Regions from separate parts of the Homo sapiens genome. Here region 2 is linked to region 1. A link is an interaction called in ENCODE POLR2A ChIA-PET data of the cell type or tissue named here. Cell type or tissue: HepG2. All regions are shown on one strand. Each heading gives the region's core, and the rest is flanking DNA. Links, peaks and the distances in the headings are about the cores only.

Region 1 (12,093 bases), core at 343-4,342:
AATTAGCAGGGCATGGTGGCACATGCCTGTAGTCTCAGCTACTTGGGAGGCTGAGGCAAATGAATTGCTTGAACCCAGCAGGTGGAGGTTGCAGTTAGCCGAGATCATGCCACTGCACTCTAGCCTGGGTGACAGAGTGAGACTCTGTCTCAATAAATAAATAAATAAATAAATAAATAAATAAATAAATAATAAAAAACCTACCATTTCCAAGCTCCTTTTTTGTGCCAGTGACCACGATAAATATGTTATACATACCTTGTCTTGTTTGATCCTAAAAGCAACACTGTGAGGGAGATATTATCGGCCCTCATTTTACAGATGAGGAGACTGAGGCTCGGAGAGGTAAAGTGATGCCCAGTTTCACACAGCTAGAACGAGATGACCGTGAAACTCCGAGAAAGCTCCCCTAACTCTAGAGCTCAGGCGGCCTGCCCAGGAATGAGTATTCATTATCCTCAGCTACATCAGGCTCCATCTTCACAGGCCTCTGCAGTTGAGGGGGTCACTGAGTTGAAGGGGATGAGAGAGCGAGGTCTCTAAGGAACACCCCTGCCCTACTCCTGGGATGGGAGTGGAGGAAGCCTCACCCTAGCCTCTGGGCTCACCATGCTGACTTAGGGCACATCAGTGCTTTCTGAATGCTCCCTGAAATGCCAAAGAAAAACCACCAGACCCTAAAAAAGGCGTAAACTCATGACTCAGAGGAACCAGGGACTCGACTCCTGTGTCTGGGGCATATTTGTCAATTTATTCTTTTACCACTAAACACCCCCCACCAACCTCCCAGAGTCCATGGCCAATCTGAGGGGGTGAATGAAGACAGAGACCCATCTGGTTCTCATACTGTTAGGAAAAGTGATTCTCCTGGTGCGTTCCTGTGTTATAGGAACAGGACCAGCCCAGTTCCAAAAATTATATATTCATAAAATTGCTTATAAGCAACCCCCACAAACATATTAGAACATCTTTCACAACCCCCACTGCATTTAACCACTCCTATCCCCATAACAGCTGACTTCCCATAAGCAACACGGGCAGCAGCAGGAGAGAAGGAAGGGGGGAGCTGTGAGGATGCCCTTTACCTCTATCTGGGGATATGTATCTGTGATCAACTAATCTTAGCTTAGCTAATCTTAGCTAAGCTAATCTTAGCTGATTCGTGTGAGCTTTGTGGCTTCTTGAAGCACAGTCACCCACCTGTGGGCCCTGGAACTGTCCCAAATAGACCAGGAAATTGTCAATATCTCCCCTACAGTCGGCTGATCTAGATGACATAAATACCGTGGCTCTGTGACTCCCGTTTCTAAAGAGAGACTGTAAAACTCAAAGATTAAACAATAGCAATAATAATAATAAAGGGTGCATGTAGTCACTGGACAGAGAGTTCACCAGCAAAAGGTTGTGTCCAAAAGCAAATGAAAGGAGGAAAGGCACAAGTCTTGCTCCCTGCAACCCTCTGCCCAAGCCAGGCCCTGTCAAGCTCACCCCAATTCCATGTAAACATGCCCCCTTTTAAACTTACTCTAACATTTTCACATTTATTTGCAATGCATCAGCATGTCCAAATGTCCTTTACTGAAGACATTGTCACTGTCTGTTGGTGACGTTCTTTAGCAGCAGCCTTGGCTCTGTGAGACAAACTCAGCAGCTACACACACAGACACAGACACAGACAGACACAGTATGTGCAGCCTGGTGCTGCTGGTGACAACAGGCATGGCACAGGCTGTGCAGCATTCCCAGAACCAGCACACACTATCACAAGAGCTGCTCTCCTACCAATGTGCTCCCAAGTTTTTCTGTTTAACATAGCTTTACCCTGAAGCCCACCAGCCCACCACAGTGTCCCTCGTTCCCTGCCCTGCTTGATGACAGCGAGCTGGAAGAGTCGCTGAAGCAGTGTGCAGGCCAAGCGAACGCCACTGTGCCACGCGAACGCTATTGTGCCATGCGCTTTACCTTATCTTCAGCCGGTTTCTTGGGGACAGGTTTCGCTTCCTTTTAAACTCTAGAGGAGTGGCTCCTGCTAACTGGCAGGACGGTGTCAGGAGGCCTGGTCAAGGGCAAGGCATTGACCTCTAGCTCCCAACACCCAGGTCAGAGCAGGTGTTATAACTCGGAGGGAACTGAGGCAGAGACCTCCAGCTCATTTCTCTGTGGGCCAGAGAGGTGTCATCTCTAGGCAGCACCCCAAACAGAGCCTCAGGCCAACCCCACCTGCTGACCACCTAGGAGGGAACACGTGCACCCCAAAGCACCAGTTTGAACAGGCAAGTGGCACAAAGAAATTAGACAGCAGGTACTCCTCAATATGGTGTGGGGAGACCCAGGGGCCCAGCGAAGCTGCAGAAGCTGCAGGCTCTGCTGCCGACTGAGTTGGGGCAGAGGCTACTCTGGGCCTCGAGAGGGTTAAAAACTTGCTCTTGGATCCATGGCTCCATTCCAAAGGGTCTCCGTTAACACCAGAGGTCTCCTGATATCTCACTCTCTTTAATAGATTTTTCCCATTGACGTCTCAGTTTATTGACTATCATTTCCTTTTCTGCAGGGGAGCTATTTTCTGGGTCACTGATCCAACCAACTTAAAAGGGGTTGCATTGATTAAGTTTTATTGGTGGTGACTTGCACAGAGATGGGCTGATTTGCTCCTACCTGCTAACAGCTCCTTTGTTCCCCCTCCCAGCCCCCACCCACCCTGTTGACTTATGAGAGGGACAAAGCTGGAGCACTTAGGTGGTGAGCTTTATGAAGTGATGGGGAACTCCTGGCTGCCTTGCCTCAAGGTCTCTGCAGAGTTAGGTTAAAGTCCATTTAAAAAAAAAAAAAAACTCTAAAGAATTGACGTTCACAGAGCTGGAGTAAAAATAGAAGCAAGTCCAGAAAGTCACCCATTCATTTAGTGAGCCTTTCCTGATCACCTCCTATGTGGGATAATCATAAATAACACCTTAGTGACGTTTGCAGGTTTCAAAACTCTTTTGAACATATTATCTCACTTGATGCTTGTAACTGAGTGATAAACACAATGATTATTATTCCTACTTCGTGGATGACAGCCCAGAAGCAAAGAGAAGAAACCTGTCCTAAATCACATAGTTAGCTAATGGCAAACTCAAAAATTTAAACCAAGGGTTGTTTGACTCCAGAGTCTCCATCCTCCTCTACTAAGAGTTCAAGGGGCTACCAAGAGGAATTAGGCAAAATCCTTTCCTTTTTTTGAGATGGAGTCTCACTCTGCTGCCCAGGCTGGAGTGCAGTGGTGTGATCTTGTCTCGCTGCAACCTCCGCCTCCCAGGTTCAAGTGATTCTCCTGCCTCAGCCTCCAGAGTAGCTGAGATTATAGGCGTGTGGCACCATGCCTGGCTAATTTTTGTATTTTTTTAGTATAGATGGTTTTCACCATGTTGGCCAGGCTGGTCTCGAACTCCTGACCTCAAGTGATCCGCCCACCTGGGCTTCCCAAAGTGCTAGGATTATAGGCATGAACCACCACGCCCAGACGGCAAAATTCATATTTGATGTAAGTATATGATTATATCATATACTTTGATATTGATGCATGTGCAGTGCATGTACCACTAATTGACAAAGGGGAGATGGGAGACGTGGCAGTGGAAACCCTGGAGGTGTCTAGTTCAACCCCCCACAACTTACAGGTGAGAAAAAGTGAGTCCCAGAAATGTAAAATAGTTTGCTCAAGGTCAAACAGCATTCATTCATTCATTCATTCATTCATTCAATGTGCCAGATACTTGTATTTGGTCTCACTAGAGCCTAAGAGGGTTCAGCAGAGGAGTGGCTGGTTGCCTGCAGGAACACTCATCTATATAGAGATAGCATCTGTAGGCAGCCTTTGATCCTTCTCTACTCTGAGTCACTGATCTCTTTTCACCACAGGCCCTCCTGCCCCAGTCCATTACCACATTCAGAGTAGCCCATTTCCGACCAGGACCCCAAAGCTCAAAGCCCCCCAACTTGGTCTTGGTTCAACATTGGAATGCCCCTCCAGTCCCACTTTTCTCCCTCATCCTGTGCTGCTCAGGTAAACCTTGTCTAAAAGGACAGCTGTGCCAGGCACGGTGGCTTACTTGGGGAGGCTGAGGCAGGTGGATCACTTGAGATCAGGGGTTCGAGACTAGCCTGGCCAACAAGGTGTAACCCCATCTCTACTAAAAATATAAAAATTAGGCTGGGTGCAGATCCCAGCACTTTGGGAGGCCAAGGTGGGTGGATCACCTGAGCTCAGGAGTTCGAAACCAGTGTGGCCAATGTGATGAAACCCTGTCTCTACTAAAAATGCAAAAATTAGCTGGGTGTGGTGGCTGACGCCTGTAATCCCAGCTATGTGGGAGGCTGAGGCAGGAGAATCGCTTGAACCTGGAAGGCGGAGGTTGCAGTGCGCCAGTGCACTCCAGCCTGGGCGACAGAGCAAGACTCTGTCTCAAAAAAATAAAAATAGGGCCAGGTTTGGTGGTTCACGCCTGTAATCTCAGCACTTTGGGAGGCCGAGGCGGACAGATCACGAGGTCAGGAGATCGAGACCATCCTGGCTAACACGGTGAAGCCCCATCTCTACTAAAAATACAAAAAAAAAAAAAAAAAATAGCCGGGCGTGGTGGCGGGTGCCTGTAGTCCCAGCTACTTGGGAGGCTGAGGCAGGAGAATGGGGTGAACCCGGGAGGCGGAGCTTGCAGTGAGCTGAGATTGCACCACTGCACTCCAGCCTGGGTGAGAGAGTGAAACTCTGTCTCAAAAATAATAATAATAATAATAATAATAATTAAAAATAAAAATAAGGCTGGTTGTAGTGGCTCATGCCTGTATTCCCAGCACTTCGGGAGGCCAAGGCGGGCAGATCACCTGAGGTCAGGAATTCGAGACCAGCCTGGCTAACATGGCAAAACCCTGTCTCTACTAAAAATACAAAAATTAGGCCCGGCATGGTGGCTCACGCCTGTAATCCCAGCACTTTGGGAGGCTGAGGTGGGCAGATCACGAGGTCAGGAGATCGAGACCATCCTGGCTAACATGGTGAAACCCTGTCTCTGCTAAAAATACAAAAAAAAAAAAAAATAGCTGGGCGTGGTGGCGGGCGCCTGTAGTCCCAGCTACTCAGGAGGCTGAGGCAGGAGAATGGCGTGAACCCGGGAGGTGGAGGTTGCAGTGAGCCGAGATCGCGCCACTGCACTCCAGCCTGGGTGACAGAGCGAGACTCTGTCTCAAAAGAAAAAAAAAATACAAAAGTTAGTCGGGCATGGTGGTGGGCACCTGTAATCTCAGCTACTCAGGAGGCTGAGGTGGGAGAATCACTTGAACCCGGAAGGCAGAGGTTGCTGTGAGCCAAGATTGCACCATTGCATTCCAGCCTGGGTGACAAGAGCAAAACTCTGTCTCAAAAAATATATATAAAATAATAAAAATAAATAAATAAATGAATTAAAGGACTGCTACAGCTACCAGAGCTCTTCTGAAAGCAAAATGCCAATGTGTGCAGAACAAGAATCAATTGTTAGAATTCAGTTCAGCCACCATGAGTTATGGGTGAGAAGTATGCGTTTGCAGGAGTGAATATTTGTGTAATGACTCTGGCATAGGAGGTGGGATGGTGAGGAACTATGTGGGTGTCTGTGCAGTTCATCCTGTCCATTCTCCTGATTGTGTGCTCATTCATTCATTCATTCATTCAGCAAGCTTCTAGGCCAGTATCTCCTGCGAGGCAAGGACTGCACTAGGATCTGATGATTCAGAGATGAATAAGACACAACCTGTACCCAAGAGAAACTGATGGCTGAATGTGGGAGAAAAACACATGGGCAAAGAATTATAGCTCAGTGTGGTGAGCATCACAGTCAAGATATTTGCAAGGGATGGCTGGGCGTGGTGACTCATGCCTGTAATGCCAGCACTTAGGGAGGCTGAGGCAGGTGGATCACTTGAGGCCAGGAGTTTGACACCAGCCTGGCCAACATGGCAAAACCCCATCTCTACTAAAAATACAAAAATTAGCCAGGCGTGGTGGCACACAACTATAATTCCAGCTATTTGGGTGGTTGAGGCACAAGAATCACTTGAATTGGGGAGGCAGAGGCTGCAGTGAGCTGACATCATGCCACTGTACTCCAACCTGGGCGGCAGAGCAAGACTCTGTCTCAAAAAAAAAAAAAAAAAAAAAAAGATATTTGCAAGGGAGAGGAAATGGGAAAGCACATCATAAAAAGCAAAGTATGAACTGAGGACATAACAAGGACAAATAAGGGTTCAACAAGTAGGCCAAGAGTGAAGGAGGGCTGGGTGTGGTGACTCATGCCTATAATCTCAGCACTTTGGGAGGCCGAGGTGGGCGGATCACTTGAGGTCAGGGGTTCGAGACCAGCCTGGCCAGCATGGCGAAACCCTGTTTCTACTAAAAATATAAAAATTAGCCGGGTGTGGTGGTTGGTGCCTGTAAGCCCAGCTACTCAGGAGGCCGAGGCAGGATATCGCTTGAACCTGGGACGTAGAGGTTGCAGTGAGTTGAGATTGCACCATTTCATTCCAGCCTGGGTGACAGTGTGAGACTCTGTCTCAGAAAAAAAAAAAAAGAGAAAGAAAGAAAGAAAGAAAGAAAGAAAGAAAAGAGTGAAGGAGGATGTTCCAAGCAATAGAGAGAAACATGCAGAGGTGTGGTGTGTTCTTGGAAGGAAAACAGTCAAGTTCAAGGGAGGGAGAGAGAGGAGCCCACAGAGGTGGGCCAGGAGATCGCACTGGGCAGGCTCTGCTGCTGGAGACTGAGACTGGGGGAAGCCCGATCTCCAGAAGGGCCAAGCTGGGTGACAGAGGGTGGAAGGAGGGAATGTTCTTTCTCAAATCTCACCAACGAGACCAGTTGTTTTTCACAGAAAAGTCCCAAAGACAGGCCCTTATTCTTTGGGCCACCATAACTACGCCCAGTTGTGAAGTGTGTTCCCTTGGACAGAAGTCTTCTCCCAGCTCCAGCTGAAATCACCACATTTCAACCTTCTGCATCCCTCTGTCTTTCTCACTCTCTCCTTCAGGCCCCTGTAATGCAAAATGTGTGTTTTGTTCCCTCTGAATGAGAGAATTAAATCATCTGAATAAAATAAATGTCTTCTCGTAGGCAGGAAGCTTGACACATTTCAGACAGAATTGCAGCAAACCCTCCAGAAACAAATAGAGGGCCTGAGATCCACCCAAATGAGCAACAGCTAAAAGGGTCGGCCCGTTACCAGAACCCGTTTTCTCTGCATAAATCTGCAGCAATCAAGGGACATGCATTACAAAAACACATAAAAGCTGCTCACTGGAGGAGCAGCAGCAAGTGTTTGCCAGGCACTCGAGCCAGAGAAATGAGTCCCAGCACCTCTGCTGTACCACACACTACACACGTGCGCCCACACAGGCCCCCAGAAAGTCCCAAATCGCAACTCCAAAGGGAGAGGAAAGTTTCTGGGCTCTGTTTTAGGGTGGTTCTCACAGACTCACACACACACTTATACCCACTTACACACATCTCACACATCATACATATACACACATATACACAATCATACCCATGCACAGGTACACACACACCCATCATATCTACACACACATCTCGTATACAACCCATACATATACTGACACATACTCATACACCTCACTCTCACAAACACAATCATAACCACTTGTACATACACACAGCTCACACCACACATATCCTCACAAATACATCCACTCATGCATACACAAAATTAACACGTTCACTCACACACACTTCCCACCCACAAACACACCATTAATACACCCTACACTCAATCACAGTTGCTCACACATGCACACACATCTCACACATGCATACTCACACATAAACACCACACAAACATCTCACACACACACCACACATATACACTGTCACACACATACACTCACACATTTTCTGCGCTCCAAGGAAGCAAACTTTTTTTTTTTTTTTTTTTTTGAGACAGAGTCTTGCTCTGTCGCCCAGGCTGGAGTGCAGTGGTGCAATCTCGGCTCACTGCAACTTCCATCTCCGGGGTGCAAGCGATTTTCCTGCCTCAGCCTCCCAGGTAGCTGGGACTACAGGCGTGCACCACTATGCTCAGCTAATTTTTAAATATTTTTAGTAGAGACAGGGTTTCACCATGTTGGACAGGTTGGTCTTTAGCTCCTGACCTCAAGTGATCCGCCCATCTCGGCCTCCCAAAGTGCTGGGATTACAAGCATGAGCCACTGCACCCGGCCAACCAAAACTAGCACTTTCTTTTTTTTTTTTTTTTGAGACGGAGTCTCACTCTGTCGCCCAGGCTGGAGTGCAGTAGCGCAATCTTGGCTCACTGCAACCTCCGCCTCCCTGGTTCAAGCGATTCTCCTGCCTCAGCCTCCTGAGTAGCTGGGATCACAGGCGCACATCACCACGCTTGGCTAATTTTTGTATTTTTAGTAGAGACGGGGTTTCATCATGTTGGTCAGGCTGATCTTGAACTCCTGACCTTGTGATCCGCCCGCCTCGGCCTCCCAAAGTGCTGGGATTACAAGCGTGAGCCACCGCGCCCGGCAAAACTGGCACTTTCTATGTCAAGGTGCCAGATGTGTATGGATGAGAGGACCTTCTGTCCCACCTGCAAGGCTTGTGGGTGATGTCCTTTGCTGCTCAGCACAGCAATAGTGCTTGGATGACATCAGTTCTGCTTCCTGTCCCTAAAACTAAAAGTGAACACTAAAAGTTTACTGCTTCACCAAGATGGCTTTAGGGCTATTTCTTTTTCTTTTTTCTTTTTTTTTTTTTTTTTTTTGAGATGGAGTGCTGCACTGTTGCCCAGGCTGGAGTGCGGTGGCTCAATCTCGGCTCACTGCAAGCTCTGCCTCCCGAGTTCACGCCATTCTCCTGCCTCAGCCTCCCGAGTAGCTGGGACTACAGGCGCGCCACCATGCCCGGCTAATTTTTGTGAGTGTGTATGTGTGTGTATTTTTAGTAGAGACGGAGTTTCACCATGTTAGCCAGGATGGTCTCGATCTCCTGACCTTGTGATCCACCCGCCTCGGCCTCCCAAAGTGCTGGGATTACAGGCATGAGCCACTGCGCCCGGCTGGGGCTACTTCTATGTACATTTTATTGGATTAGAACATCTGCCTAGAAATGTACCCAGTGTAGGTCTGATGCCTTTTCACGAAGTCCATTCCCAGATCAAGAGACAGAACGTTTCCTCAACCCCAGAAGCCTCCATGTGTCTCCTTCCAGAGGTAACCACTCTCCTGGCTTCTTTATTTATTTATTTATTTTTGAGATGGAGTATTGCTCTGTTGCCCAGGGTGGAGTGCAATGGCGCGATCTCGGCTGGCTGCAACCTCTGCCTTCCAGGTTCAAGCGATTCTCCTGCCTCAGCCTCCCGAGTAGCTGGGATTACAGGCACCCACCATCAAGCTCAGCTAATTTTTGTACTTTTGTAGAGACAGGGTCTCACCATGTAGGCCAGGCTGGTCTTGAACTCCTGACCTCAGGTGATCTGCCTGCCTCAGTCTCCCAAAATGCTGGGATTATAGGCATGAGCCACCGTGCCCCGCCCACTCTCCTGGCTTCTAATAATAATAGCACAGATTAGCTTTGCCTGGATTTGAACTTTATATAAATGTAACTAGAGGTGCACTTGGATGACCCATAATGACATCCACATCAGGAAATTCAGCACACTGCTGCTGCAGGAAACAAGAGCATAGAGGAGCTCTAGTCTCTCTAGAAGCCAGACTTTGTGCTGCAAGATGTGGGCCCTGGAAAAAGGGATGTCATGTACAACTTAGACTCTTTCCTTCTTGAGCATTTGTTCAAAGTGGATTGAGACTCAGGAGATCCAGATGAGAGGCCCAGTTCTGCCGTGAACTCCCTGGTAAACCTGGATAAGTCACTTTGCCCCTCATCTGTACAACAGGGGTGAGAATGATAATAACTGAGGTTTCTTGAGCACTTGCTATGTGCCAAGGACTGCTCCAACTCATTTATCCTCTAGACCAGGGGTCAGCAGTTATGGCCTCCTACCTGTTTGTGTACAGCCTGCAAGTTGAGAATCATTCTTACATTTTTAAAAGGTTTGAAAAAAAAAATCAAAAGAATAATACTTCACAGCTGGGCGTGGTGGCTCAACCTGTAATCCCAGCACTTTAGGAAGCCTAGGTGGGAGAATCCCTTGAGGCTAGGAGTCGAGACCAGCCTGGGCAATGTAGCAAGACCTCTGTCTCAACAAAAAATTAAAAAATTATCCAGGTGTGATGGCATGTGCCTGTAGCCCTAGCTACTTGGGAAGCTGAGGCAGGAGGATCACTTGAGCCCAAGAGTTCCAGCCAGCAGTGAGCATGATGGTGCCACTGTGCTCTAGTCTGGGCAACAGAGTGAGGCCCTGTCTCTCTCTTTTTTTTTTCTTTGAGACGGAGTCTCGCTCTGTCACCCAGGCTGGAGTGCAGTGGTGCGATCTCAGCTCACCGCAACCTCTGCCTCCCGGGTTCAAGCTATTCTCCTCCCTCAGCCTCCCAAGTAACTGACACTATAGGCCTGTGCCACCACACCTGGCTAATTTTTGTATTTTCAGTAGAGATGGATTTTCACCATGTTGGCCAGGCTGGTCTCAAACTCCTTACCTCAAGTGATCTGCCCACCTTGGCCTCCCAAAGTGTTCGGATTACAGACGTGAGCCACCATACCCGGCTGACCCTATTTCTAAAAAAATAAATAAATAAACAAATATTGGGTACTGGGCTTAGTACCTAGGTGATGAAATAATCTGTACAACAAAACCCCGTGACACAAGTTTACCTATATAACAAACCTGCACATGTACCCCTGAACCTAAAAGTTAAAAAAAGGAATAATACTTTGTGACATATGAAAATTACATGAAATTCAAATGTCCGTGTCCATAAATAAAATTTTGTTGGAACACAGTCATGCTCATTCATTTACATCTATGGCTGCTTCCAGAGTAGGTATGACAGAGACCTTATGGCCCTCAAAGGCTAAAATATTTACCACCTGACCTTCTATAGAAAAAGGTGGCTGGGCCGGGCACAGTGGGTCGTGCCTGTAATCCCAGCACTTTAGGAGGCTAAGGCGGGTGGATCACCTGAGGTTAGGAGTTCAAGACCAGCCTGGCCAACATAGTGAAACCCTATCTCCACTAAAAGTACAAAAATTAGCTGGGCGCAGTGGCGGGCACCTGTAATCCCAGCTACTCCGAAGGCTGAGGCAGGAGAATCACTTGAACCCAGGAGGCGGAGGTTGCAGTGAGCCAAGATCGCACCATTGGACTCCAGCCTGGGTGACAGGAGCGAAACTCTGTCTCAAAAAAGAAAAGAGAAGAAAAAGGTGGCTGACCCCTTCTCTAAACTGTGTTCTAACTCCCCTCTCACTCTAGACATTCTTTTTATCATCCCCATGGCCCAGATGCAGAGAGGTTAGATCACCTGCCAGGGAAACCCATCTTGGGGTGGTAGCAGGCGGGCTGGCTCCAGTTCACTCCCTCCAGGAAACACCCTATGTGAGGCTCTCTGAGGTGGTAGACATGGCATTGCTTTGCAAACTGCAGAGAAGTTTACAAATGCTAGATCTGTACCTCCCTTTCCTCCTGGTAGGCATCAGTGACTGAATCTACACTCACTCCCCAGATCAAAATGCCCCAACACCCTACACATACCACACCCAGCCCAAAGACCTCCTGATATGATTAATTAGCACTTTTTCTACAAGCTTCTACTTCGGAAGGAGAGGGTTGAGTCTACCATACTCTCCGTTCATGGCCTGTTGTCATAACTGGTCTGTGTAGTGCCCTGCTCTTGGTTTCATTCATTCATACATTCCCTTTTTTTTTTTTTTTTTTTTTGAGACAGGGTCTTCTCTGTCACCCAGGCTGGAGTGAACTGGTGAGATCAGAGTTCACTGCAGCCTTGACCTCATGGGCTCAAGCAATCCTCTCACCTCAGCCTCCTAACTTGCTGGGACTACAAGGACATGCCACTGTAATTTTTTTCATTTTTTTGTAGAGATGGGGTCTCACTGTGTTGTCCAGGCTGGTCTTGAACTCCTGGGCTCAAGCGATCACCCCACCT
Region 2 (12,093 bases), core at 4,765-8,764, 110 kb before region 1:
TGCATCTGTAATAAACTCCCGGGCTTTTATTTTTTTGAGATGGCGTTTCTCTCTTGTTGCCCAGGCTGGAGTGCGATGGCGCAATCTCAGCTCACTGCAACCTCCACCTTTGGGGTTCAAGCAATTCTCCTGCCTCAGCCTCCCAAGTAGCTGGGATTACAGGATTACAGGCACCTGCCACCACGCCCGGCTAATTGTTTGTATTTTTAGTAGAGACAGGGTTTCACCATGTTGGCCAGGCTGGTCTCAAACTCCTGACCTCAGGTGATCCACCCACCTCAGCCTCCCAAAATGCTAGGATTACAGGCCCAGGTGATTCTTACAGTTGGGCAAATTTGGAAAATCTGGCTTTAGTACAAAGACTTTGGAGTTAAGCTGCCAGGCTCTGCTACTTACTAACTGGGTGATCTTAGGCAAGCTACTTAACCTCTCTGTGCCTCGATTTCCCCACCTGTTAAGCCCTTGCCCAGCACTACTGCTGGCATCCAGTAGACTCAAGAAATGGCAGCTCCTCCCGCCTCTTTCTCAAGTTTAATGGTGTATGATCTTCACCTTCATCCTCCATACAAGGCCTGCCTTCTGCTCCTGTCATTTCTCTCTGACTCATCCTTTCTCTAAGTCCCCACTGGTCCTTGGTGGGTCTATTTGGTGCCCCTTGGCCTCCTCATGGGCTTCTCTAATTCTTGTCCCCACCATCTCACTGAGTCCATCAAGCAGAAGCAAAAACAGAACATGTGCTGTGGTTTGTAGTTTTCAAGGCATATTTCACATATTTTACCTCATTGACTCTTCCCAGATCATCCTGAAGCATCGCCGTCAGGATCTCTGCAAAATGAGTGAGCTGAGTCTGAAGCTCAGGGTGACTGACTGTCCTGAGCCCCAGAGCAAGAAAACAGGAGCATCTCTGCCTCCCGGCCCTGTGCATTTTCTCCGGTGACCTGAGGCCTCTCAGTTCCTCCCACTGCCCCTAGTCTGATTCGCATCCTGCCCTTCTGCTGCTCAGGAAGCAGCTCTGGCTCCCCAGCGATCAGATCCAAGTGCCTACACCTGGTTTCAAGGCCCATCACAGGCCACAGCTTGGAATCATTCTCCCCCTCCTGGATTTCCTGCATTTCCCAGACTTTCCATCAACCCAGCTGGGCTCCTCTCTGCCTCTCATCCTCCCTGCCTCCCTGCTTGGATGCAAGCTGTCTCCCTGCACAGCACCCCTTATATAGAGTGGATAGCACAGGGAGGAATGGAGGCATGCCATGCCTGGGGTCCCTCCAAACCCCCATGCCTGGCATCACTCCCTCAGCCCCTGCCAGGTCTCCTTCTCCAGGAAGCCTCCCTGCCCTTCAGTGAGTATCCAGTGCTCAGCCAGGCGGTCACAGCCTTTTGCTGCTCCTCTCCTGCCCTGCCCCCACCCCTCACACACACACTGGCCTTTGGTCCCTTTCTGCCCAGCAACTCAATCTTTTGGTGTTATTTGTATTTGTATTACCCTATCTGTCGAAAGGGGTCGGGTGGGGTGGGGGAGAGGGCTGCCACCCCCCATGTGGAGCCCACCGTGAGACCATGAACAGAATGGGGGTGACTGACAGGGCTCCTCTGCCACCTTGGCTGCTGGGGGCAGTGGTAGAAATCACCACTGGCTATTGTGACCTCCAAAGGCACTTGTCACTACACAGTGACACAAAGGTTGGTTTCCGGCTCCTCCCCGTGGCCAGCATATCCCTGGGATCCAAGACAGGTCCGCATCATACTGCCAGGGGATCCTCGGGGTTAGGCACCCAGGAATGGATGGGATGCAGGCAGGGCTGGGACTGGTGGCTGGCTCTATTGTGCTCTGATGCTGCAGGAACAGACCAGATGTCATCCAGGGGCCCGGAATTTGGGGGGCGCCGCTGGGTGTGGCAGCATCAGAAGCCTCAGATCCGCATCTCCATCTGCCACAGGTGAGCTCTATACCTCTGAGCCAGTGGCCTGTGGGAGTGAAATAATCAGAGCCACTTTGAGGTCAGAAGGTACAACAGGGGTGAAGGATTGGGGTGGGGGAGGGGTTGGGGGTCCTGGAGGGCTGGTGCTGTGTTTCTGCCTTCACTCCTGACATCCTCTTGCAGTACAGGGTGAATATTTTTACCCACATCTTGCAGGTGAGAAAATAGAGGCCTGAGAGGCTGTGCTGGGAGTTCACACAAGATTCTTAGTCCTGGCACCACAAGAGTCACATGCCAAGTCCCAGGCTGCATCCAAACCAATTGAATCAAAGCCTCAGGGGAGCGGGACCCAGGCAACAGTATTTTTATGGTCCCCATGTGATTGTGGTAGGGCAGTCAGTGGGGAGAAGGGAGACTAATGGCTCAGACGGCACTTTGCAAACTTTCAAGTTGTGCAAAGTTCCCTTTGTGTCTTTGTGTAGCTCCTAATCCACGCTGAGCCTCCGTCCTCATCTGTAAAATGGGGATAATACGGTTCCTTGAGTTGATGAGTTGAAGTGCTTTCTTAATTAACATTGCAACTTGACCACCCGGCACTCTTGGTTCCCTTTTCCCTGTGTGGAGGGTTTGTTTCTGTTTTGCCATAGCCCTTACCACGTGTGAACATATGATATATTTTACCTATTCAGGATTTTCATTCATCAGTGCTTGACACTCCCCTACCTCTGCTAGAACACCATATGCATGAAGGCCAAGATCTTCATCACTGCTTCACTTTTATTCTTTCCTGTATCCCAAGCACCAAGCAGCACAGTGTTTGGCACACAGTAAAGTGCTTAACAAATAGCTGTTGAATGAATGAATGTGCCTGCCACCATCTCATACATGTTACAGGCATCACTGCTGCTGCTGGGCTTGTGGTCTGGTCTGCAGCCTTCTCGCCTGAACCGCTCACCTCCCAAGCTGCTTGCAAACTGAATAAAGCTCTCCCAAAGTCAAGCTGATCGCTCCTTTCCCTGAGAAACATGCCTCTGTCCCTGCTTCTTGGGGTCTCCCCAGCCCACCATCTCCCCTTGGACACAGAGTGCCAGAGCACTAGCAGGGAGAAGTGGCAAAGTTTCAAGATTTCATTTGTAATTCTTTTCAGATGAAATGTCAGAAATATTAGAAAGGCAGAGTCATAAATCTGATCCTAATATAGCATAGAGCTTATTAATGAAGAATAAATCACCAAGGGAAACCTCCCCGGGGTGCTTCTCCAGGGCCTGTGGGGAAGATGGCATATTTATGTGCAAGCGTAGCGGGTCTTTTACCTTCTCAGATATATGGCCAAGGCAGATTTGTCAGGGCAGTAGCCTTAACATCAGCCAATTATATTTTTTTCTAGTAAAAATTAATCTATTCTATAGAAGTCTCCTAAGCATTTATTGGATTAGGATCACATCCAAATGTAGAAAATTAAACACACACACAGTGCACACCACGGCAGGACTCTGAGAGGCCCTGAAATGGAATGACAACCACCCCCGCCGACCTCTGCTCCCTGCCAAGATATTCTCCCAACTGAAAAACTCAGAGTGAAGGAGCCAGAGGGAACAGCCTCATTGCACAGGTGGAGAAACAAAGGCCCAGAGAGGGGATAGGCCTTGCCCAGGGTCACCCAGATTGCTAAGGCTGACATGAGACAGGAACCCCAGGTCCGGGCTGGGTCTGGTGGCACACACCTGTAATCCCAGCACTTTGGGAGGCTAAGACGGGAGGATTGCTTGAGCCCAGGAGTTTGAGTCCAGCCTGGGCAGCATTAAAAGACCTCCATGTGTACAAAATATTAAAATAATACAAAAATCATCTGGGCATGGTGGTGCACACCTGTAGTCCCAGCTACTCAGGAAGCTGAGGTGGGAGGATCACTTGAGCCCAGGAGGTTGAGGCTGCTGCAGTGAGTCTCAATCACACCACTGCACTCCAGCCTAGGTGACAGAGACCCTGTCTCAAAAAAATGTTAAAAAGAACCCCAGCTCCTTCTTCCCACCTCAAAAGATGTCCACATCCCAATCCCCTAACTGTCCCAATGTGAATATGTTACCTTATGTGGCAAAGGGAACCTTCCAGGTGTGATTAAATTAAGGATATGAGGATGGAGGGATTTATCCTGGACTATCCAGATGGGTCCAATATACTCAAAAGCGTTCTTATAAAGGACAGAGGGAGGCAGGAGAGGCAGAGGAGGAGATGTGATGGCAGAAGCAGAGGCTACAATGACACGGGGCCATGAGCCAAGGAGTGCGGCAGGCTCTAGAGGCTGGAAGAGGCAAGGACCAGATTCTCCCTGGAGCCTGCAGAAGCACTGCAGCCTGCGGGCACCCCGCTTTTCAAACTTCTTCCCTCCACAACTGTCATAGTCCGTCTGTGTTCTCTGAAGCCACTTGGTTTATGGCAGTTTGTTACAGCAGCACTAGGAAACTCACATAGTGTTAGAAGGAGAAGCATTGCCAGGGAAACTGCACCTGGCAGTGTAGGCTTCCCTCTGTACTCAGTGCTAGGGAGGTACCCTTACCCTGAGGGTCACCCCAGATCACCCCAGAGTCATGTGGCTCCTCCTCTCCAGAGGCCACAAGGCCACCACCCCCTGCCTGCTCTTCCCTCATTCATGACGTTCTCACCCTCACGTGCTGGGCTGCAGCGGGGTCTCCCACTGTTTTCTTAGTCCCCCAGACTCCTGCAGCTTTTCTGCAGCCTGACCTCCTTCCAGATGGTTTTCCCTAGTACCTCACCTTTCCCCATCCCTCCTCTCAAAGACGCTAAGGAAAGAGCGACTTGCACCCAGGGCTTTTTCCCGCAGCCCCTCCCTGGTTCTCAGCCACTGTCTTCGGTCACCTCTCACTGCCTCCGGTCACCTCTCACTGCCTCGGGAGCCTCAGAACACCAGCCTCCCCTTCCCATCTCCGCTCTGGGGGCCTGCTCCAGTCTGGTGATTCCTCTCTCCATCTCCCAGCACTTGGGGACAGTTATGTCACTCAGAGAGCTCCCAGGGAAGAACCTGAAGAACAGACCCAGATAGAGGGGAGAGAGGGCAGTGGAACCTTATGGAAAAAGGGGCAGGTAGCCAGTGGCTGTGGTGCAAATGTTCTCGAGTGTGGCCCCCGGCCTGCCTAGCCTGGCTGATGCTTATTAAAAGTGCATATTCGGCCAGGCACAATGGCTCATGCCTGTAATCCTAACACTTTGGGAGGCCGAGGTAAGCGGATCACTTGCAGTCGGGAGTTTGTGATCAGCCTGACCAACATGGTGAAACCCCATCTTTACTAAAAATGCAAAAATTAGCCGGGTGTTGTGGCAGACACCTGTAATCCTAGCTGCTTGGGAGGCTGAGGCAGGAGAATCGCTTGAACTCAGAAGGCAGAGGTTGCAGTGAGCTGAGATCACACCACTGCACTCCAGCCTGGGCAACAGAGTGAGACCCCGTCTGAAAAAAAGAAAATGCATATTCTGGCTGGTGACGATGGCACATACCTGTAATCCCAGCACTTTGGGAAGCTGAGGCAGGAGGATCACTTGAGCCCAGGAATTTTAGTCCGGCCTGGGCAACATGTCGAAACCCTGTCTCTACAAAAAGCACAAAAATTATCTGGGTGTGGTAGCACACACCTGTGGTCCCAGCTACTCAAGAGGCTGAGGTGAGAGGATTGCTTGAGTCCAGGAGATTGAGGCTGCAGTGAGCTGTAATCAGGCCACTGCACTCCAGCCTGGGCAACCAAGCAAGATCCTGTCTCAAAAAAAAAAAAAAAAAAAAAAAAGGCCGGGCACGGTGGCTCACGCCTATAATCCCAGCACTTTGGGAGGCCAAGGCAGGTGGATCACGAGGTCAGGAAATCAAGACCATCCTGGCTAACACGGTGAAACCCCATCTCTACTAAAAATACAAAAAATTAGCCGGGCGTGGTGGCAAGTGCCTGTAGTCCCAGCTACTTGGGAGCCTGAGGCAGGAGAATGGCATGAACCTGGGAGGCAGAGCTTGCAGTGAGCCGAGATCGTGCCACTGCACTCCAGCCTGGGTGACAAAGCAAGACTCTGTCTCAAAAAAAAAAAAAAAGGTCAGGCTTGGTGGCTCATGCCTGTAATCCTAGCACTTTGGGAGGCCAAAGCAGGCGGGGCTGATCACCTGAGGTCAGGAGTTCAAGACCAGCCTGACCAACACGAAGAAACCCCATCTCTACTAAAAATACAAAATTAGCCTGGTATGGTGGCACATGCCTGTAATCCCAGCTCCTCAGGAGGCTGAGGCAGAAGAATCGCTTGGACCTGGGAGGGGGAGGTTGCGGTGAGCCGAGATCGCACCATTATACTCCAGCCTGGGCAACAAGAGCAAAACTCGGTCTCAAAAAAAAAAAAGTGCATATTCTAGTTGGGCATAGTGGCTCATGGCTGTAATCCCAAAAATTTGGGAGGCCAAGGTGGGAGGATCTCTTGAGACCTGAAGTTAAAGATCAGCCTGGGCAACATCACAAGACCCCAACTCCAGAAAAAATTTAAAAATTAGCCAGACATGGTGGCGTGCACCTGTAGTCCCAGCTACTTAGGAGGCTGAGATAGGAGGATCGCTCGAACCCAGAAGTTTGAGATTGCAGTAAGCTATGATTGCACCACTGCACTCCAGCCTGGACAACGAGACCCTGTCTCTAGAAAAAAAAAAAAAGGCACGTATTCCTGGACACCCCTCTCACCAATAAACACATCCTTGCCAGAGCAGAATCTCTGAGAGTGGGCCCAGGAGTCTTCAGTCTACCATGCTGCTGGGATGTGTCTTATACAAAAATCAGGAAGTAGGCCGAGCACAGTGGCTCGTGCTTGTAATCCCAGCACTTTGGGAGGCCAAGGCAAGCGGATCACCTGAGGTCAGGAGTTCGAGACCAGCCTGGCCAACACGGTGAAACCCTGTCTCTATTAAAAACACAAAAAATTAGCCAGGCATGGTAGCGGGCGCCTGTAGTCCCAGCTACTCGAGAGGCTGAGGCAGGAGAATTGCTTGAACCCAGGAGGCAGAGACTGCAGTGAGCCAAGTTTGTGCCACTGCACCCCAGCCTAGACAACAGAGTGAAACTCCGTCTCAAAAAAAAAAAAAAAAAAAAAAAATCAGGAAGTAGAAAGAGAATGGACTTTGAAGTCAGGGAGCTCTGGGCTGAACTCCTAGCTTTCCCCACCTCCTAGTTGTGGGAATGCTCTTTATCTTCTCCAAACCTGTGTTCTCTTCCATAAAGCTGGGGGCTCTGATCTGCATGTGGCGGGAATTATGAGGATTCAGATAAACAGGGAAAGCACAGAGGCAGATGCTGCGGACGCCCTCCCGCATCTTCTGGGGGTCCCCTCATCCTGGAGCCCAACGGACCTAACTTCTGACAGCCTGAGGGCCCCTGGGAGTGCTGAAGAATGAGTGTCCCACCCACTCCATCCAGCAGCCTTAACAAAGGACGGGGATGGAGTTGGTGTATAAGTACCCGCTCCCTCATCCTTCCAGTGGGATAACTCTGAGGTGCAGGTTCCATGCTGGCTCCTGAGTTTCCCAGCAAAATTAAGCTTCCGTCACCCGCCGGGGTGCCCTTCCTGACAACACGCCCCTGTAAGCTGCCTTCCTTCCCTGGGTCACCTCCCTACCCTCCTACTGGAGCTTCCTGTGAGCATCCCTCAAACAAACAACTTGCCCTCAAGTACTTGTCTCAGGTCAGCTCCTGCGGGACCCCAGGCTAACATAAGCCTGGCAGCCTGGAAATGAGCCTTTTTTTTGAGACAGTGTCTTGCTCTGTCGCCCATGCTGGAGTGCGGTGGCACAATCACAGCTCACTGTAGCCTCAACCTCCCGAGCTCAAGCCATCTTCCCACCTCAACCTCCAGAGTACCACCATTCCTGGGTAATTGTTCTCTATTTTTTGTAGAGACGGGGATTTCGCCATGTTGCCCAGGCTGGTCTCAAACTCCTGGGCTCAAGGGATCCACCCGCCTCGGCCTCTCAAAGTGCTGGAATTACAGGCAGGAGCCACCACGCCTAGCCGTGAGTTCTTTTTCCTCTCCTCGTCTTTGACTGTCAGTGTGGAGACCAGGTTGGCCCAGACCAAGCAAAGCCACCAGAGGGCCTGGATAGTGCTGTGGCTTGCAGGGATACATAGACACTGATGTCCGGGACCCAGCAAGGACAGTGTCCCCTGACTGTAAGGATGCCATCGAAGTCCCAGGAAAGGCAGCTCACCCTTCCCTTCCCCAGATCCCCAGTATCTGCTAGTCAGGAAGCAGAGCTATAGGCCCATCCACAAGAATCCCCTAATCCCACATCCCTCAGTCTGAAATTGGCCCTAACCACAACTTTCCCTATCTTCATCTTTCTTTCCTAGTTCCTCAGACACAAAGCAAACAGCCACTTCCCCGCTCCTCAGAGACACCTTGCCTCTAAATCTTGAAACTGCCAAGCCCCAGCTGGCTAGGCCACTGGCCACATGAATTCTAGTCCCCAGGGGCACTGAAGTCACCTCCCAGAGAAATCCCTATGATTTCATCTTCTATTTAATCTTTATTTCTCCTCATACTTTTCAGAACTTCAAATAATTTCTCGTTTGTAGTAACTAGGAAGCCATAAATCGCCCCTTTATGTCTAAGGAAAATCAATTGTTATTTGACATTTTACCTTAATATTCCCGACTTCCTTCAACTGTAATAAAGCTTCCATCTGCCTTTTATTTTACAGGCAATTAGTAAGTCACCTTTTTAAAATTTCTCCACATTTTCTATCAAATGAATGCTAGGATTGAAAGGGGAGAGCTGTTTTATGGGATTGAACTCACTGAGTAGAAGGGATTTATCTGTAGCCTTCGAGGTACCAACACTCATTAATGGGTTTTATTGATTTGGGGGCTTTTTAACCCTTAGCAATAATACAGGTGTCACCTGCCCAAGGCAGTTGGGAGGGGGCAGGGATGCTGGGAGGGGCTGTGAGGGAGTCCACACATTTCTGAGCCCTGGGCCCAAGCTAGAAAGGCAGAGAAATGAGATCTAACCCTTTGAAGTGTGATCACGCTCAGTGCAACCACACCCTCAGAGGTAAATCATAGCCCAGACACCCTCTTTTTCCTGGAGACAAAGTTGGAGTTTTTTGGGTTTTTTCTTCAAATTACCCAGGGGAATGCAATGCTTTTGCACCCCTATCATGGGATCAAAAGAAAGAGGCCCATTGTTGGGGTTCAAGGCCCTGGGCTTGGTCTGCCTCTTTTAGCCCTGGGGTTGTGGGCAGGCCAGGGAAGGAACCTCTGAGACTCAGTTTCCTACGATGTGAAGTGGAGAGAAGAATCTCCTCTTTAGCCACCTCTCAGGGCTGCTGGTGTTCGCCCCCAGACCACGTCTGTGAGAAATGCTTAGAAGACTATGCAGGGCGTAAGAAACTACATAAGGAACCAATGAGAATCCTAGTCACAAATGGAAACCTCAGTCCACAAACTCCAGAACGAAACCTTCCTTGCTTTTCTAGAACTCATCTTATGGGTTCTGTACCCCCCATTGCCTGGGCTGGTGGAACTCTGGTGCCAGTCTTTCCCTAGCAATTTCTCCAAAACCCCCCACGGCCTTTTCCACCATTCCCCTTCCTTGAAGGCCGCCATTTGACACTCAGAGCCCAGGAAGCCTTTCTTGGTCCAGACAGCAGGACTGGAAGCCTTAGAGCTGTCGGCAAGAGATGTGAGTCCTGTAGCTGAGGACAGTCCAGGCAGAGTATGAATAAGACGGCAAAAGTAAGTCCAGAAGACATTAATGGTAGACTTTGGGTGGCAGGTGTATGGGTGCTCACTATAAAATCTTTTCAACATTGCTATACACTTGAAATTTTTCATTAAAATGTTAGAAGGGAAAAAAAAGGCTTATTCTGGGGCAAATCCCCCAAGGTAGGGTACCCGCCTGTGATGGGAGAAAGGAACGAATGTGAGCAGAGGAGGAAGGCAAGGGGCCCTCTGAATCTAGACGAATTTGTTTGTGGGACCTGCTACGTTATTTGTGGGCCCAGTGCAAAATGAAAATTTGGGGCCCTTCCTTCATAAATTAAGAATATCAGCTAGGCACGGTGGTTCATGCCTGTAATCCCAGCACTTTGTGGGGCCGAGGTGGGTGGATCACCTGCGATCAGGAGTTCGAGACCAGCCAGCCTGGCCAACATGGTGAAACCCCGTCTCTACTAAAAATACAAAAATTAGCTGAGTGTGGTGGTACATGCCTGTAATCCCAGCTACTCAAGGAGCTGAAGCAGGAGAATTGCTTGAACCCAGGAGGCAGAGATTGCAGTGAGCTGAGATCACGCCATTGTACTTTATCTTGGGTGACAATAGTGAAACTCCATTTCCAAAAAAAAAAGAAAAAAAAAACAGTATCAAGATGGGACAGCAAAGCATTAAACTACGTGCCTTTCTTATCTTAGAGCCCTGGGTCCTGCATGGTTGCCCGGCCATGAAGCCAGCCCTGTCTGCTTGGGTTGAGAGGTCTATTTTGACCAACCCCTTCTGACCCATCTCTCCATTTCTAATCTTACAAGAACAATACACTGAACCTAGCATTTGATGCAAGTGAACAATAAGTGAGTAGGTTGGGACCTTTTCTTTTTTTCTTTCTTTCTTTCTTTTTTTTTTTTTTTTTGAGATGGAGTCTCACTCTGTTGCCCAGGCTGGAGTGCAGTGGCGTGATCTCAGCTCACTGAAACCTCTGCCTCCCGGGTTCAAGCGATCCTTCTGCCTTAGCCTCCTGAGTAGCTGGGACTACAAGCACGCACCACTATACCGGCTAATGTCTTTTGTATTTTTAGTAGAGATGGGGTTTCACCATGTTGGCCAGGCTGGTCTCTAACTCTTGACCTCGTAATCTGCCCACCTCAGCCTCCCAAAGTGCTGGGATTACAGGTGTGAGCCACCACGCCCAGCCAACCTTTCTAATAATAATAATATTTACTGCTCACATGGCCTTCACCGTATGCCAGGCACTGATTCAGCACCCCATGGACATTAACTCATTCAAGCCTCCCAGCAACCCTGTGAGACAGGACTATTGTTACTCCCATTTCACAGATGAAAACTCAGAGGCACAGAGAGAATAGGTCACTTGCCTAAGCTCTCAGAGCTGGTAAGCGGTAGAGACGAGCTTTGCTCCCAGGTAGCTGGGCTCCAGAATCATGCTTTTAACCACTCCACTCTGCCGCCTCTCCAAAAAGATAGTCAGGACAAGCCTGACAGAGATGGCCCCCTGGATGGAATTTTTGCTGGTCCCAGGAGGGCAACCTTCTTGGCATGGCTATAGCGCTCAGTGCTTCTCAACTGCAAGGTCACCACACACCATCTTGAACTGAGTCACAGGTGTCACATTACTAGTCAGAAAGAAGCAAAGTCTGTGAATAATTAAACTTTTTAAAAAATGAAATCAGATTCAAGCAGTGTCCTCTCACATATTTGTATCTTAACTGGCTTTTCAGACTGCAGGAACAGCCAGCACCAGAGATATCTCCTGCAAGGCCTCCTAGGTGGGTTCTTGGAAGAAAGGAATGCCAATGAATATGATTGCAAGGTGAGGCAGGGCAGGAGACGCAAGAACTGCACCGCTAACCTTATTAATAGGGATTGAAGAGTGCTGAATTTATAAAAACAATGCTTTTGGTTTCACAGGCTCCCGCTCTCATTACACCCGCCCCAGGACACCACGGACACCTGGTAGCCACCAGTGGAATTGCAGGCTTAGTGTCCAGAAGGGTCTTTCTCACATTAGCTAGAGACGAGAGAAGCGGCGTCCTCAACTCCAAGAATCCCGTATTCCCCAACCCACATCCTTCAGTCTGAAAGTGCCCCTAACCACTACTTTCCCTACCACGTCTCCCTTTCCAAGTTCCTCAAACGCAAAGCAAACAGCCATTTCCTGCACCTGTGTGCAGTCGTAGCAGTACGTAGGAGATCCAATATGCCTGGGTGAGTCAGGAGAACTCCCTGAGATCATGGCCCTTGAGAATGGGTAGGAAATGGCCAGGGAGACAATAGGGGAAGGGCATCCTCAGAAAGAGGGGACAGATTTGGGGGCACGCCTTGTAAGAAAGAGCTCCAGGATGCACCCGTGATTATTGTTTCATTTTACCCTCACAAACAACCTTGCCAGGGAGATAGTATTGCTC

The links. Peaks named below come from ENCODE experiments on the same cell type or tissue, not always from the same donor. Only the 100,000 strongest peaks of a DNase experiment are listed, where the experiment ranks them.
Region 2: POLR2A ChIA-PET joins it to region 1 with 8 read pairs; 27 of 35 experiments call an interaction of 5 or more read pairs at or near these places.

The regions. Positions count from the first base shown.
Region 1 is chr17:43,564,381-43,576,473 of GRCh38, reverse strand. No RefSeq gene overlaps it. Among named protein-coding and RNA genes, the nearest start is that of ETV4, 24 kb to the right of the region's middle. In HepG2, for the core only: no CTCF peak of the experiment used is centred there; DNase peaks (open chromatin) are centred at 2,753 and 3,843; H3K4me3 peaks cover 944 bases.
Region 2 is chr17:43,680,410-43,692,502 of GRCh38, reverse strand. All of the region lies in intron 3 of LINC02594 (long intergenic non-protein coding RNA 2594), which reads right to left. LOC107985085 (a long non-coding RNA gene) reads left to right here and starts at 1,740. Exons shown (of 3, transcript XR_001752895.2): 1 at 1,740-1,937. RefSeq lists enhancers at 910-1,410, 1,411-1,911. In HepG2, for the core only: a CTCF peak has its summit at 8,045 (motif pointing right); a DNase peak (open chromatin) is centred at 7,112; H3K4me3 peaks cover 389 bases; H3K27me3 peaks cover 1,509 bases.